Linked DNA regions of Mus musculus: region 2 is linked to region 1. Evidence: chromatin loops called from intact Hi-C (ENCODE). Cell type or tissue: heart. All regions are shown on one strand. Each heading gives the region's core, and the rest is flanking DNA. Links, peaks and the distances in the headings are about the cores only.

What was found. Hi-C counts contacts between places; a loop is a spot of excess contacts. Peaks named below come from ENCODE experiments on the same cell type or tissue, not always from the same donor. Only the 100,000 strongest peaks of a DNase experiment are listed, where the experiment ranks them.
Region 2: a loop joins it to region 1, with 2.3 times the contacts of the local background. A loop is called at or near these places in 7 of 42 quality-filtered maps.

What each region holds. Positions count from the first base shown.
Region 1 is chr4:101,467,147-101,475,483 of GRCm38, reverse strand. Ak4 (adenylate kinase 4) reads right to left here. Exons shown (of 5, transcript NM_009647.5): 5 at 7,713-8,337. Among named protein-coding and RNA genes, the nearest start is that of Ak4, 52 kb to the right of the region's middle. In heart, for the core only: a CTCF peak has its summit at 4,753 (motif pointing left); no DNase peak of the experiment used is centred there.
Region 2 is chr4:101,660,869-101,669,205 of GRCm38, reverse strand. No RefSeq gene overlaps it. Among named protein-coding and RNA genes, the nearest start is that of Leprot, 17 kb to the right of the region's middle. In heart, for the core only: CTCF peaks have their summits at 4,427 and 4,628 (motif pointing right); no DNase peak of the experiment used is centred there.

The DNA of each region.
Region 1 (8,337 bases), core at 178-8,177:
CTCTAAAACTTAAATTTTGAGACAGGAGGGAAAGAAGTTTATACAGCTCCAAAAGTATACATTGTCCTCATCTCCGCAGGCGCTTGCAGAGTGCTTTCCTTTTCTTTTTTCTTTTCTTTTCTTTTCTTTTCTTTTCTTTTCTTTTCTTTTCTTTTCTTTTCTTTTCTTTTCTCTTCTCTTCTCTTCTCTTCTCTTCTCTTCTCTTCTCCTTTCTTTTCTTTTCTTTTCTTTTCTTCTCTTTTCTTTTCTTTTCTTTTCATGGACATGTCATTTTCTTGACCCTCTGATTTTTTATCTTTTTTTTACTCAGGACTTGCCCTTCTCAGCCTCCTTGCTTTCTAGTATGGAGAACTTCAATTTGTTGTCTTGACTGTTTACTTTTATTTTTCATACTTTTGATATTTGATCTCAATGGCTAACTTGATAAGATCTAGACCCATTTGGAGACTTGGGGATTATCTTGATTAGGTTAATAGAGTGGGAAGACTGGGCCACTGTGGGTGGTATCATTCTCTAGGCCGAAATCCTAGCCCCTGTGCAAAGGAGCAAATGAACCGAACATAGATATCCATCTCTCTCTGCTTCCTGACTGTAGATGCAATGTTACCAGCTGTTACAAGCTCCGGCTGCCTTGACTGCCCCTCCATGGTGGATGACACCTCCACAACTGTAAGTCGAAATAAACCATTTTTCTCTCCTAAGTAGCATTTGTCATGGAATCTAATAGCACAGCAACAGGAAAGTAACTAATATAATTTTTGGCTTTGCTCTCTATCAGTTTTTCCCCCCTGCTACTATTTGATCTTACATGGACAGGGTCTTTAGAATACCTTCTCTTTTTCACCCTCAGAATTTTCATTTCTGTATGAATTCTTATTTTCTTGATTGCTTTCTTCCCTCTGTTTCTGCTTTGACTTTTTCCTCTGAGCTATGTGAATCTCTCTTATCTTTTCCATTTTCCTGTGTTCTCTCTCAGCTTCATGGCCTTCCTCTTCTCTTGTATTCCTCTCTATGCTGTACTCCTGGCTTCTACCGAGCTCTCTTTCATGACTTCTAGATCACACTCTCCTGTTTCTGTGCCTACTCTGTGAGAACCCTTGCTCCACTGCTTCATATTGGCTTTTGACTGGACCATGCTCTCTACAGCTATCCTCTGCTTTGGCTGGGCTCATGTGCACTACATTTGGAGTCTGTGCATCTTCTCCCGGCTTCTGCTCCCTTCCTGATCTTTTCCTTCTGAATCAGACTTTTCTTTATCATTTTTTTACAACCCCTTCTTTATTTTTGGACCTCATCTTCACTCTTAGATTTCTCTTTTGATTCTCCCCCTTGTGGCGGCTTGAATAGGTTTGGCCCCCACAGACTCATGTGTTTGAATGCTTGGCCCATGGAGAGTAGCACTCACTACCAGACAGTGTGACCTTATTGGAGGAGGTGTGGTCTTGTTGGAGAAAGTGTGTCACTGTAGAGGTGGGGCTTTGAGGTCATATACATGCTCAAGCTATACCCAGTATAGAATCCATTCTCCTCCTGGCTGCCTTCATATCAAGAGGTAGAACTCTCAGCTCCTCTAGCACCATGGCTGCATGGCTGCTACTGTGCTTCCCGCCATGATGATTATGGACTGAACCTCTGAACCTGTAAGCCAGCCCCAATTAAGTGTTGTCCTTTTTAAGAGTTGCCTTGGTCATGATGTCTCTTCATAGCAATGGAAACCCTAACTAAGATACCCACTTTCCTCACTTTTTGTTTGTTTTTTTTATTTATCTTCTAAATTTCTTCTGATGTCTTTCTTTTGGCAGTCAGATATGATTTTAACCTTCTCTTCCTTTTCTCTTTTCCATCTGGACTTGTGTCTATGATCAGTTTAAATTTTTATTTCATTCAGCTCGCTCTTTCCCCCTTCCATCCATCCTTTGTCACTTGACACTCTTGTGTCCTGTGCTCTCTGAGTCGCTGGCCTCTAATGTTGAAGACTCTCACTGTGTCTGGAATGGGCCCTTGATCTGCATCCCGGGAGTCAGTAATGTCCTCTTCCTCTACTATCCCTGTGAGGCCCAGCAACGCAGAGTCATCTCTGCAGGAAAGGCTGGGCATCAAATGGACCGCACCCTCTGTCCTCCACCCACTCCTGCCATTTTTGTCTTGTCTTGTCATTGGCTTTAGGAAGAGTTTTCCCTTGCTAGGAATCTGTCTTTTGGTAGAGGAGTCTCTTCCAGATGGACAACAGACAGAAGGGACTAAGGCCATTCTTCAAGATTTTCAGCCCCAACTTCACTAGATGTTATTCTTGGACTTCTTTTCTTATTTGTGGTTTCAGGAATTTTTTTCCTATTTCTTCCTTCCCTCCCCCTCTTTTAATTTCCCTTCAGAAGCATTTCGGAATCAGAACACCGAGTCACTTGAGCCATGAGAATGACAGTGACGGTAAAGATTGTGACTGTTTATGTCTTTTCTTAACTTTAGATTTGGAGAGCAGCTCCCCACTAGTGAGTCACTCTTTGGCAAAGGCTTTGCTGGCTGCATCTATTTTCTGCTCTTATAACTCTCACACAGCTTCTTGACCTGAGATCACCTACCCAAAGCCAGCACAATTCTCAACACACTGTGGAGCCAGTTTCCATGTTATAAAGTTCTGGGAGCTATTTCATCCATCCCTTTGTTGACCACTGAGAGAAATTCTGTATTTAACAGCAAAATTCTTATATTAAAAATTCCTTCACACATACTCCTTCTCTTCCAGGCCCTTCACTGAAGTTGCCTCTGAACCCCAATCCCTTGCAACTCTATAAAAAGATAACAAAAATTCGCACGTTTGGGGGCACAAATTTGGGAAAGTGGCTCAAAGATGACTCTCTTGGTAGGTTGATTGTTAATGACAATGACAAAGAGTGTATTGAGAGCGCTAGAGTTCATCCCCATAGTTCAATCTTTAAAACGAGAAGGGAAAGAAACCTCCACCCTGGTGACTGATCTAAGCCCTTTGCTTCCCTGCTAATGCAGTGTTGTCTTTTCCAGCCAGTCCCACTAACTGCCTCTCCTCCCCCTGCAAAACCATCCTGGCATGAAGGGAGCTGATTATCTTGTTTTTACTGAGGCTTGAACTAGCTCATTTGTCAACTTTAAACAAAACCCTTCCAATCTCACCTATTTCCTACATAGCAACTGTGGTGGTTTGAATATGCTTTGCCCAGGGAGTGGCACTATTAAGAGGTGTGGCATTGTTGGAGTAGGTGTGTCACTGTGGGCGTGGACTTTAAGACCCTGCCTGGAAGCTAGTCTTCTAGTAGCTTTCAGATGAAGATGTAGAACTCTCAGTTCTTCCAGTCCCATGCCTGCTTGGATGCTGCCATACTCCCATCTTGATAATAATAGACAGAACCTCTGAACCTGTAAGCCAGCCCCAACAAAATGTTGTCCTTATAAGAGTTGCCTTGGTTATGGTACCTGTTCACCCTAAGACAGCAACTGAGTTGCTTAGCGTACTCTCCTGTTTTGCTTCTTTCTCATTTTCTTCTTTTGCACACCACTTCTACTGCTCTATGCCTACTTTTATTTTAGTCTCAAGTTAAATAAAGTGTATACACACCACAGTTCTGGCTGTCTTCCCTCCTATTCATTCCACCCTGGTTTAGATGATGTATTAACAGCAGGAGTATGTAGTTGTGTGTTATGAGTAGTGAGTAACAGAGTCCAACATGAGGACCATGCATCAGAATATGTGTTGTGTATTGAAGACTCCTTATCCATATCCCTGACAATGAGGGCCAGCGAGCTGGATGCTTCTGTTCTTCAGTATTATCCCCTCGTTGTCTTGCCTATTATGAGTTGCTTGGACTTTCTGCACAGATGCTCACATGTTCCTGTTGCTTGAAGAATGTCTTAAAGCTAAGCACTCTGAGTTAAATCTTGACTTTCCAGAACATGCTTTATAGATATATACATACATGTTCAGGATTCTGAAACCTATTTTTATAAGCTATGGTGCATTATAAATTAGAATGTTGGTCTTGAGTCACAGTTTTGTTTTCCTCTGGGGGATTCGTTTATGAATGTGTTGGGCCCTCTCCATCCCCTATAGCTGTTTTCTCTCTGAACATTTCTTCTTTTTACCATTCTGTTTTAATCCTATGAGTTTGCATCCTCTATGTCCACATCATCTTTGTATGTCCTGTTGAATCTGGACTCTATCACATCCCTGTAAATTCTTTCTCAGGACCCTTGTCTCAGTTCACGCTCCTCGTTCAACTCTTATGGTTTTTCCCTGTGTTCTGCTCAGGACTGAATTTCTGAATGGTGCTGTTCTGCACGTACGTCTCTGCTGTTGCTCCTGATTCTGTTTGACCCATGTTGTCCATGCTGGAGTGAGGGTGTACTACAGTTCCCTCTGCTCAGAAGTTAGGTCTTGGATATTCTTTATCAGCTATAGGACTTAGATTCCCAATCTATTTCCTTTTAAAAGTAATTTGTAGGTTATTGGAAAGATGACTGGGGATAAAGATACTGCCAAGTTCCTCTTTGATTTCAAGGATACACATGGTAAAATGAGAGAACCACAGGCTGTCCTCAGACTTCTACACGTGAGCAGTGGCAACTACACACACACACACACACACACACACACACACACACACACTGCAAGAATAATTTTGTGTGGCTCGTGGCTGCTTTTTCTGCTCCATCTCAAGATGTTGTATGTTCCTGCCCGAGGTGTTTCTACAGCAATGATGGAGCTTTGCTGAACAGCACCCTCTTCTGTTGGTGCGCTGAAATACATTTCTTTTTTTATATTATTGTTTATTAACTTCAAACACCACTTCGACCATAGTATACAACCATCTTCAAAGAGAGCTACAGGCCCAGCCTCCTGAAATATATTCCTTAATGAACAGTACCTTTTGGGTCAGTGCTAGGGCAAGTCTGATGCCTTAGATTTCCTGGTATCTTTGTTTCTATGGGTTTTTCTCCTGTAAGTCTTCCACAAGAGCAACAGAGCTGGTCCTGATTCAGGTATTTCACTCATTTCACTCAAATGAAACAGGAATTTGCAGTATTGTGTGGCTATAAATGAATTAAATAATGTCATCCTGCTTTTATTCGTTTCTGTGTTTTTTGAAGGATGTATGGAACGGCTCAGACTTCTACGTGGCTATTATTTTCAGAGTCCTCGTTTTCTTGACAAAACTTGCAAATACCAACATTGATAAAATTTTAGGCAGGACGTCTCTTGTGGCAATGTACCAGTTCCTCAAGTTAAACCGAAGACGGGCAGACCAACTAAGACAAGGAGAGCCAAACAAGTAAGTGAGCGAATAGAGGGCAAGTTTAAATACGCTGAGAGAGAAAATGGCTCTCAGGTCGAAGCAATGTTGTCCTTCCTCCTACTCACCATGTTGGCTCAATACTGTGAAAAGTCCTATGACCAATGTTTTCAGGGTAGTCTGTTTGTCCTGCTGTCCCTGTGTCCAGTCATCTGGAATGCTATTCTTTTTTTAAATATTTATTATATATATATGAGTATGCAATGCTATTCTTAATGATGTTACAATAGATATAGCTAGACTGTGTATGTAGACGATCTCTCTGAAGACAGCAGCTGCTCTAGCCTCCTAGATCTGAATTCAGCAGTTCATCTCTTCATTCCTGATCACTCCTTGTTAGAAAACTCTGTTCTTCCATCACCTTAGATGGTGGGATAGAGAAAGTCCATGATCAGATGTGAGACAATCTCTCTGCTTGGAGGCTTTCCAGGCCTGTGAAAGGCACCAACGCCAGAGCCCTGGCCAAGAGAAAAGACTGATGCAGGAGAAACCCAACGGGTTAGTTCCTTCTCAGCTCATGTGGCATATAGCTCTGTATCCCATTTTTTTTCTCATCTTAACTAAGACTCAAAGTAGCTGGGCTATGTGGTCAAGACCTGGATAATGGGAGTCAAAATGAGGGAGAAGAGCTGAGTAGTCTCTAAGTGAGGTTTCTTTAACCATTTACTGAGTGGCCAGGCTTGGCTGAACTTACCATTCAGGTTCGTCACGAGTCAGGTTATCACTGGATCATGGCCAACTGCTGGCATCAGACAGCCTGCATTTCGAGTGTCTCCAAGTGCATTCTGTGCATACACGATTTAAATTGGTTTCCTCAAGTCTGGCGATGGTTGCTACTTCATTACTGGGATGCTCATAGGTTCATGGCTTAAAATTAGTATGAAACAGGAGTGTGTTGTGGGAGGCTGAACCAAGACCATTGCTACAGAGGTCAAAGCCAGCCTGCATCAGAGTGAAGTAGGGTAGATATACCCAGCTGAACAGTAGTGGGACAAACCAGTGATTGAAGCATACAGTGCTCTGTGCCCAGGCAGTGGTGGCGCACGCCTTTAATCCCAGCACCTGGGAGGCAGAGGCAAGTGGCTTTCTGAGCTCGAGGCCAGCCTTGTCTACAGAGCGAGTTTCAGGACAGCCAGGGCTACACAGAGAAACCCTGTCTCGAACCCCGCCCCACCCCCAAATAAAACAAAACAAAACGAAAAAAAAAGTGCTCTCTGGCACACATATTACCCAGAATTCTAAGGCCTGACAGTTTTTGATTGTCTCCCCATCTGTAACACACAAAACCTAACCCCTATCTCAGACTGGTCTAGTCACCAGATGACCCTCGTTCCTTTATCTTGCCTAACTTAAAATTGGCCCACAAGGCTCTGCTGCTTGGCCGATGCAGTATTTAAATTTCTGAAATGTTAAATATACACCTTGTACAGGTTTATCTGAGGAAAGGGAATGATGGGGCCACCACAGGCCACACTCTGCTAGTGGCGGCAACAGGCTAGGAGCGGTAGCTTGCTACTTCGCAACAGAGCATCTTTCCCTCTTGCCTCAAGCTTACAGCCATTTTCTCATCTTCTCCTCACGTCTCCACTGGAGCATGTACCCTTTTTCCCTCCTGTTGCAGCCTAACTACCCCCTCCAACTCAACTCCTTAGCTCATGTCAGTGGCAGAGTCACTTACTGTCATGTAAATATGGCATAGTTTCTGGCCCTCTACACTGTCTCCCACCAGCAAACTCCAAGGTCTTTTCCATTCCGCCTCACCTGTCCCCCAGGCTGCTGAGGCGGCCTCCACCTGGCCAGTCATGCACTCAGACCCCCTCCCTGCACACCCTACTACTACATCTGCCTGGACTCCTCCTAGCAAACCTCAGCTCAAATATCAATTCTTCCTTAGCTAAGCGTTAGTTACTGCTATTCTCTCTCCCTCCCTCCCTCTTTTCTCTTCTCTTCTCTTCTCTTCTCTTCTCTTCTCTCTCTCTCCCCCCCCCTCCCTCCCTCCCTCCCTCCCCCTCTCTCTCTCTCTCTCAGTGAATGGGTTAGTTCTAATAGTTCTAATCACACATGTTCTCCAGACAGCTGGGGACATCAAGGGCAAAAGTCTATTTACTTTTGTATGCTTGGAATGTAATGAGGTTTGCTAAATCAATAGCTGGATGACAAGACACACTGCTCGGCTCAGCTCCCTTCGTCCACTTAGGCTACGCCATCTTGCAGTCATAGACTAACCCAGAGCCAACAAGATGGCTCAGCAGGCAAAAGTGCTTGCCATCAAACCTGATAACCCAAGTTTGACCCCTGGACCTACATGGGAAGAGAACAGACTTCCGGCTCTCCCTCTGATACAGGTACAACACAAATATTTTGAAAGCTAAATTAAACTTAGGTCTCCATGGCTTTTAAAACCCCAATTTTATTTTCAGATACTACTCGCCCATTATGGACTGGGTACATGTCTGCTCTCTGTTTCCCCCTTAAGAATCCATAGCATTGCCCATATCACTACAAGACCTCTGACTCTTCCAGTACCAGCTCTAAAGTGGCACAGTGTATCTACTCATTTTAATGCCCCCAGCAAGGCAATGAATGCCCCAGTATGCAGAAGCCCAGAGAGCAGGGATGTAAACTTCTCCCAGTGAGGGAGTGTGAGTATCTCGACCATATGACAACCTACCACACAGTCATCCTATCCAGATGGACTTTCCGATCCTGCCTGGACACGTGAGTTTAGAACTTGCTTTCAGTGGGTTTCAGCTATGGAAGGCCCCATAGATGAGGCGGCCATACCAGGGTTGGGAAAAGGGCTATGCCTTCATTCTCTCAGGTTTCTTCTGAAAGGGCACTTAGGAACTTCTTACAGCCCCAGTTCAGCAGACAACCTCGCAAAGGGCTCCGGGTTTAACAGGTAAAGGACGGGGCAAGCAGGGAACAGGAGGGCACAAGGACATAGCAACGATACAGTGGGAAAACAAACAGAACCCGAGGCATGTTTGCTTCACCATCATTACTTTGTGTAGGT
Region 2 (8,337 bases), core at 285-8,284, 190 kb before region 1:
GGCTGAGAGCTGAAGTGGGGGTGGGGGGTGGGGGACCTCACTCCTGCCAGGTACAGGTAGTCATCTCTAAGTAAATGTTGAAATCCTTACAAGGACCTTTGAGGTCCTGGGGGATATAACCAACCATCCCACAATTAATGGATTTAACCATATTATCCACCTCTCAGGCTACAAGCCAGGAGGAGATGTGTTCTAGCTCAGGACTCTGCCCTTGCTTATCCCTCCTTTTGGATTATCCTTTCGTTACTGCCTGGACTGTCTTCTATGTCCTTCAGGTGCCATAGACTGAATAAACTTTTCCAGACTATTGTGTCATGGGCAGAAGTCTCCATTACCTGCCCACATCCATGTCCATATTCATAAGAGTCTGTATCTTTTCCTTTATTGTTTTTTTTTCACTTTCTTTTGTTCTTTTTTTCAAGACAGAGCTCTCTGTTTAACAATCCTGGCTGGCCATCCTGGAGCTCACTCTGTAGAATAGGTTGGCCTTGAACTCACAAAGATCCGCCCACCTCTGCCTCCTGAGTGCGGGAACTAAAAGCACACACCACCACATCCAGCTGTCTTTTCACTTTCATTAGCACAATGTATTATTAGTTTACTTATGTTTTGCTTCTCTACACACACACAAAAAGCTACCTAAGGAGGGTATTTTAGTTTGTTTTCTGTTTTTGTAATAAGTACCATGGTGAAAAGCAACTTGGAATGGGGTAGCAGCTATTTGGCTTACAGAGTTACATTCCATTATCATGAGAAGACAAAGCAGGGGGCTTGAAATAGGAACCTGTAAGTAACTGAAACAGAGATCACCCGGGAATGTGGCTTGCTGGCTTCTGTCTAGGCTCAATCTCAGCCACTATGGTAGTCTGAATGAAAATTGTCCCCACAGGCTCATAGGAAGTGGCCCTATTGGGAGACGTGGCCTTTTGGGAGTAGGTGTGGCCTTGCTAGAGGAAATATGTCACTGGGGGTGGGCTTTGAGGTTTCACATGCTCAAGCCAGGGCCAGGGTCACTCTCTCTTCCTGCTGCTTGCCAATTCAGATGTAGAACTCTCAGCTACCTCTCCAACACCTTGTCTGCCTGCATGCTGCCATGTTTTCCACCATGACCACAGTGGTCTAAACCTCTGAACTCTGAAGCTGGCCCCAATTAAATATTTTCCTTTATAAGAGTTTCTGCTGGGGCAAGGAAAGGGGTCGGGGAGAGTGCTGGAGAGATGACTCAACAGTTAAGAGCACTGACTTCTATTCCAGAGGTACCTGAGTTCAATTCCCAGCAACCACTTGGTGGCTCACAACCATCTATATTGGGATCTGATGCCCTCTTCTGGTGTGTCTGAAGACGGCCACTACTGTGTACTTATATACAAAAATAATTCTGTCCAATTTAAGGCATACTCTATATGATCACAGAACTTATATATCTCAATTTTTTTAGAATTTTTTCTAATCAAACTTTGGCCATATATGGGATATATGGAAAAAAAAAATATATATATATATATATATTCTACTTTGAATTCTGATCCATTGATTTATACAGGTTTCCTCAACAACTCTAAAAATCAAATAATATATTAATTTTCTTTCTTTTTGTTTTGTTTTGGGGAGTTGTTTCCTTGGGATTTGTTGTGGTTGTGGTTGTTGTTTTCTTCTTCTTCTTCTTCTTTTTTTAAGACAGGGTTTCTCCGTGTGGCCCTGGTTATCCTGGAACTTACTTCATAGAACAGGCTAGCCAAGCATGGAGCTCTCCCTGCCTCTGCCTCCCAAGTACTAGTACACTGATTTCTCCATTTTTTTCTAGAAATTTGATGGCACTGAATTGAACTGTAGATCCATTTTTGGAAAATTAACATGTTAATAATGAACTCCATTGGATAGATACATATCTGAGCAATGAAGACTACATCCTGTCCCCTTGAAAACCATGGGAAAGTCACAAGATCTAAGAAGGGAAGGGCCCATGGTTTTAAGCCACTTTTGTGCCAATAGTATCCCTCCACCAGGTAGAGGTCATGTAATTTAAGGCAATGAGCATCTCAGCAGTAACTAATGATGAAAATCAGTAAGAAGACTGTAAGCTCTGACTTCAGATTTGGATTCTCTGGGATGTCTGGGGTTCAGTGCCAGGCAAACTGGAATTGGAGTTGCCATATGGCAACTAGAAACAGGCAGCATAAAGCTGAAGTCAGATCAGGTAGATTTAAAAAAATCAACAACAAGAAAATGAAAAACATAACTCTGGGGTTTCCAGTGAAACAAACCCAAGTGGAAAGGTAGATGATAGATAGGTAGGCAGGTATATGATTGATAGATAGATAGATAGATAGATAGATAGATAGATAGATAGATAGATGATAGATAGATAGATAGATAGATAGATAGATAGATAGATACAGACAGACAGACAGACAGACAGACAGACAGAGTGGCTTTTTATGAAAAACTAGTTCATATGATCATACAGACTGAGATTTGCCAAGGTCTGTCGTCAGTAAGCTGAAGGCCTAGGACACCCAAGTATAGTCCCAATCTTCGTCCAAAGGCTGAGAATCAAGAGTGTCAATGATGTCAGTTCAGTTGAATCCAAGTCCAAAGGAAGACTAGCTCTACCCCAGTTCTAAAAGAGTCAGGCAGAGAGAGGAAAGTCTCCTTTACTTGGCTCTTTTCTCCCTCCCTCCCCCTCTCCCTCTTTCAGTTCATCAGTGTTTGGATGAAGCCCATACACTCTGGAGTAGGAAATCTACTTCCCTGGGAAAAATTAGCCAAATGTTAATATCATCCACAAATGTTTCACTGACACATCCAAAGCACCCACCACCCAGTCAAGATGGCATATAAAGATTAAACATCGTTTCAGATAATTTTTTGCATATTAGTTTATGGACTAAGACAATAAGGGTGGGAAAAGAGGGATCAAGATTAATATAAGAAGGCTGAGAAGATGTGCTTGTTATGTAACATGAAAACTTGAGATCAAATCTTCATAAGCCACACACAGACCCACATAAAGATGGGCTCAGCAGCACCCATCCGTAATTCTAGTGCTTCTAGCAAGAGATGAGATGCAGGCACAGAAGACTGTCTGGAAGCCCCTTGGCCAACTAGGAGATTGAAATCGTTCTTTGATCTCCAGTGCGTCCTGGAATGTGTGTAGCCACAATTATCCTCACAAAGAAGCACACACATTACACACAAATATTTGACATTTTTATTCTTAAAAAATTAACACAAAAGAAGTCAGCTGGCACAAACTGGAACCTCTTTGCACAGGTCTACCTGTGAAAAAATAGTGTATGTGCTTTCTAGAGAATTCCTGTGATCTCTGAGTGAGGGATGAAGTGGATCCCAGGTCAACGACATATACATGACCAGGAGTCTTATGGCCACAGGCTTTGGAGCCATGGACCTGGCCCAGTTCTCTAACCCACTTCCATCCTCACAAATGCCCCTCCTTTTTTCCTCAATAAACTTATCTCTCTTTCTACCACTACCCTTGTGTTGCTCATCAAATTCTTTATTCTGGGACACAAGAATCTAGAAATGTCAATGAGTACCGTCTGGCCTCTGGACCATACCTTGTTTTTTTTTTGGGGGGGGGGAATAGATTCACAAACTGATCTAAATAGAAAATGAGAGAAAGAAAGGGTAAGTTTCCTAGAATTTCATCTTTTTATCTTTTTTTAATCAAATGTTTTCATACAATATATTTTGATCATATTCTTTCCCCTCCCTCAGCTCCTCCCACATCCTCCCCACCTCTCTACTTACCCAGTCTCATCTTCTATCTCTCTCAAAGGGAAAATAATGCAAAAACAAACAAACAAAAAACCCAGTAAGGAAAGGAAGAAAACAAAAAGCTCACTCCTCCCCCACAAAAGGAGTTCATTTAGTGTTGGCCACCTCATCTTTGTTTTCTTAATTGACACATAAGTTGTATGAAGTTGCCATGTACCATAGTATGTTGCCCACCCTGGCCATTTTAATACCTCCGCTTCCCAAATGCTGGGTCTCACAGGTATGTGCCTCCACGCATGGCTTCTCAGACCTCCTTTTCATTGTGACCATCATCTGAGCAGTGTCCCAGCCAGCACATGCCTGCAGTTTCTAACTACCCTAATTACTTTTTGTAAATACTATTTAGCTCACAGCTTCAGAGGGTCAGTCCTTGGTGGCTTGGCTCTGAGTTTCTGGTCCTGCTGGTGGCAGGAGAGCTACAGAAGCTGTTCATGCCGTGGCGGACAGAAGCAGAGAGAAGGGGCCTGGGGTAGGACACTGCAAGGATCTATGCCCAGAGACCTTTATCCTTCAAGCTGATTCTACCTCCCAAAGCTTCCCCCAGCCTCCCAGAACAGCACAAGCTGGGAACAAAGTGTTCGCCATACGAGTCTGTGGTAAGCACTTCATATTCAAAACAACACAGCAATTACAGGGCTATTTTGTATTTTAACTTGTTTGGGAAATTTTTAGAGAACCACTTATTGGGATGATGGGTTTGTAGATATAACAGGCATAACTGGAAAAAAAGCAAGCGAAAAACAAGTCAATTTCTAAAAATGTACATTTTAATATCCACATGAATTCTGGACATTTCTAAACACCAGACTATGCTAGGATACACTGCATTAGTGGCCACCAGGGGGCGCTCTTCATAGAGCCTCTGGAAAGTACTGTGTAAATAAATGTGGAAGGGCCTCCAGGACACCCTCTTTGAGAACCATTTGTCTAAACATTTAAGCTACTTTGCTGAGGTAAGAGACAAGAGAAAACATCAAGCTAAGTCCTCCCACCCAGCCTTAATCTGGGGCTGCAACGCACGCTTGCTTCCCCAGACCCGCTGCACACCGGTTGCCTATAGAGACAGGCTCCAGAGCCACAGGATTCCCTGGAGTTGCTAAGGGGCGGGGAAGGGAAAATGAGTAACTGCTATAGCATAGGCGACTTCACCTGGGATGGTGACCACATCTGGAAATTAGAGGTGGTGGCCGCACAGCTCTTTGAATATACCAAAACCAATTGTAGAGGGCAAGTTTTGAAAAATGGCAAAAAGAAAGAAGTTTTCAAAGATTCCAAGTGTCTTGGCCCAAGAAACTGGAGGCTTAAGGAGAAACAAGAACTTGACCTTTAATGTCAAGTCGAGACTCAAGTGAACAGGACACACTGCCAGCTATATTCTGGGGGTGAGAGGAGTCTGTCCTAGAGGTAGAAATGTGAGCCATCTGCCTATAAAAGGTAAAGGCAAGTGTGGTGGTTTGAATGCAAACACCCCTCACAGGCTCAAATGTACGAACACTTGGTCCCCAGTTGAGAACCCTGTTCAGGGAAGGGAGCAAGCTTTGAAGTTTCAAAGCCGTGGGCCAATTCCAGTTCACTGTTTCATGCTTGGAGTTCAAGATACGAGTCCTCGATAGCTCTCAGCGTCCAGTTCCAGCCACCATGAGGGGGCCTAACCCTGTAGAACTATGACCTCAAATAAGATCTTCAGTAAGTGGATAGTGACATGGCGTTTTGTCACAGCAGCAGAGAAGTAACTAATACCATGAGCCAGCAAGAACTCACCAAGTCAGAGAGCGGAGTGTAGGAAATGTACGGCTGAAGTTTATTCCTTATGGATTACACAGGTCCAGTCAGACAAGGAAACTGTCTCCTGATGTCTTAGTAAGGGTTTCACTGCTGTGAGGACAACGGCAGGACCAAGGCAACTCTTATAAAGGACAACATTTACTTGGGGCTGGCTTACAGTTTCAGAGGTTCAGTCCATTATCATCACGGCAGGAAGCATGGTAGTGTGCAGGCAGACATGGTGCTAGAGGAGTCTGACATCCTGATCCAAAGGCAGCCAAGAGGAGACTGTCTCTTCCTCACTCGGTGGAGCTTGAGCATGAGACCCCAAAGCCTGCCCTGACCGTGACACACTTCCTCCCACGAGGACACACCTCTTTCAACAAGGACACACCTCCTAATAGTGTCACTCCCTGTGAGCCAAGCATTTAAACACAGGAGTTTATAGAGGTCAAACTATTCAAACCACTGCACCTGAAATAAACCTCACGCAGTAGCTTTGTCAGACTTCCTTGAGGAGAGACTGGAACAGAGACATGACATCTTGACCAAACTGCTTAATTATGCATAGATCTCGATATTTAATCCTAAGCTTCATGTTAGGACTCAAAAGATGGACTTAAATAACTGGACCTCTTTCCCTCTTTCCAATGTAGCCTTACTGAGTAACTCTCAATCTCTGTCTCTCTCTGCCTCTCTCTCTCTCATACACACATTTTATTTTAGTTTTTATCATTTCACTATTTATTTGGCTTTTTTAGCAGGCTTATTAAAGGCTGGATGTGGTGGTGCACACCTTTAACCCCAGCACACAGGAGGCAGAGGCAGGAGGATCTCAGTGAATTTGAACCCACCCTAGTCTACAGTGAATCCCAGGACAGCCAGAGCTCCATACTGAGGTCCTGGATCAAAACCTTCCAAGGAAGGGGGCTGTTGGGGGTGGAGTGGGTGCTGAAGCCTGGCTTGCTGGAGTGCAGGCTGTTTTGTCACGGATGTGCTAGAGAACTGTGGCAGTGTCAGGGGGGCAAGCATTGTTTCAGGAGAGCTCTAAGAACTGGTATGTTGGGTAGAATATGATGACAGAGGGAATGAAGTCTTGAGACAGAAGCCTGGTACATTCATGCTTTAACTTATAAAGTGAATGGCCATCAGATAAATAGATGATAGCCAAAGCACCGGTAGTTAGTAATTGCATGACAATTATTAGCACTGATAAGTTTTAATTTTTTGGAGAAAGGAAAATGAATGCATGCATTTATTATCCACTAATTTAGAAGTGTGAGAAGTGTCGTAGCATCCATTTTGGATAGTCAACATTGAAGAAACCCACTGCAATCTCCAAAGTGTGCTGTGCTCCACTGAACAGTCTCAAGTCTCCCACCTGGCCCATATTCCCAGTGCTCAGGACAGAGAGTCCTTTCAAGACTGTTACCTATTAGTTTTCCTTGGGAACTGTTCTTTTTGGGGACCTTTATACTTGCATCAGTGTTGCCAAGTTTCTGTTTCTAGTAACTTAACTGTGCAGCTGGTGAGGTAACACAAACAACTAACTTGTGACCTAGTTGCCCAAACCCACCTGTGAACATCAGATCCGATCTTCCCTAATATATAGAACATGAGGACCAAGAGTTCCTTCTGTGTCCCTTCACATTTGGGTGTCTGCCTGGAAGGAATCCATTACCACTGTACTGGGGACTGTCTGTACTGGGTTAGATTTGTCTCCCTTTTCCAATACTTTCTTCCGTGCGTATGTGATCGCGTGCATAAATGTACATAGACCCAGATATGTGGGATACTTGTGGAGGTCAAAGTTAATGTCAGGCATTTTCCTCTACTGCTCTGCACTCTCCAATTGGGCTAGTCTGGCTAGCCCACTTCTCAAGTGTCCCGCGTGCTGGAATACTGGTGGGCCACTATGCCGACTCAGCTTGTCATACAGTTGCCGAGAATCTGAACTCTGTTCTCACTTTGGTAGCAAGCTCTTTATCCACGGAGGCATCTCTCCACCCCTTTGATAGAGTCGGGTCTACATTAACCTGGCCTCTTCGTCTGCACCCACGTCTGCCTCCTCTCAAGGGAGGCTGTCCCCAGGGAGACTGTCCTCAGCACTGAGACCGTTCCTCTTCAACTAATGTAAGAGCAGATCACAGCCAGTCAAGTTCATACCAAGATCATCTAGACAAAAGCACTGGAAAATAAATCCTCTGGTTCTCCTACCAAATAGCATAATAGAATCTTTGTGCATAAGAGCCTTCGCTGAAGTGTTAAGTGACAAGTGTTCACTTCATCCCACACCCTGCACCTGAGAACAGACTCATGACCTTTAGTAGCACGGTTGGGTTGCGTACACCACCACTCTACCCTTGCAGCCTGACCGTCTGGAAGCAAATCATAACTCGTAAGCTAGGACTGTTGTAAACAAAGGGAATTCTCTAGGCAACATAGAGAGACTAGAAAAACACGGGTTACATTCATCTACATAATAAGGTGCCCAGGCTGTAATTAAATACGATGTGTGGAAAATGCTAGCATCATTACAGACATTTTTGGTTCTATTAGGATACAAAATCTGATTTAGTCAGTTATGAGAAAGCACACTTTGGGATGTCATCTGAGCACTCCTTTCAGAGTGTCAGAGGTGTCATGAACATAATGACATTTCAGCTTCTGGAAAATCCTCAATGAGGAGGTAAACTAAGAGGTAGATTTCTGGAGGTCTGTAAGAAATGCACCTGGGTTCCTTTGGGGGGAATCAAATAAACATCTATGAACATG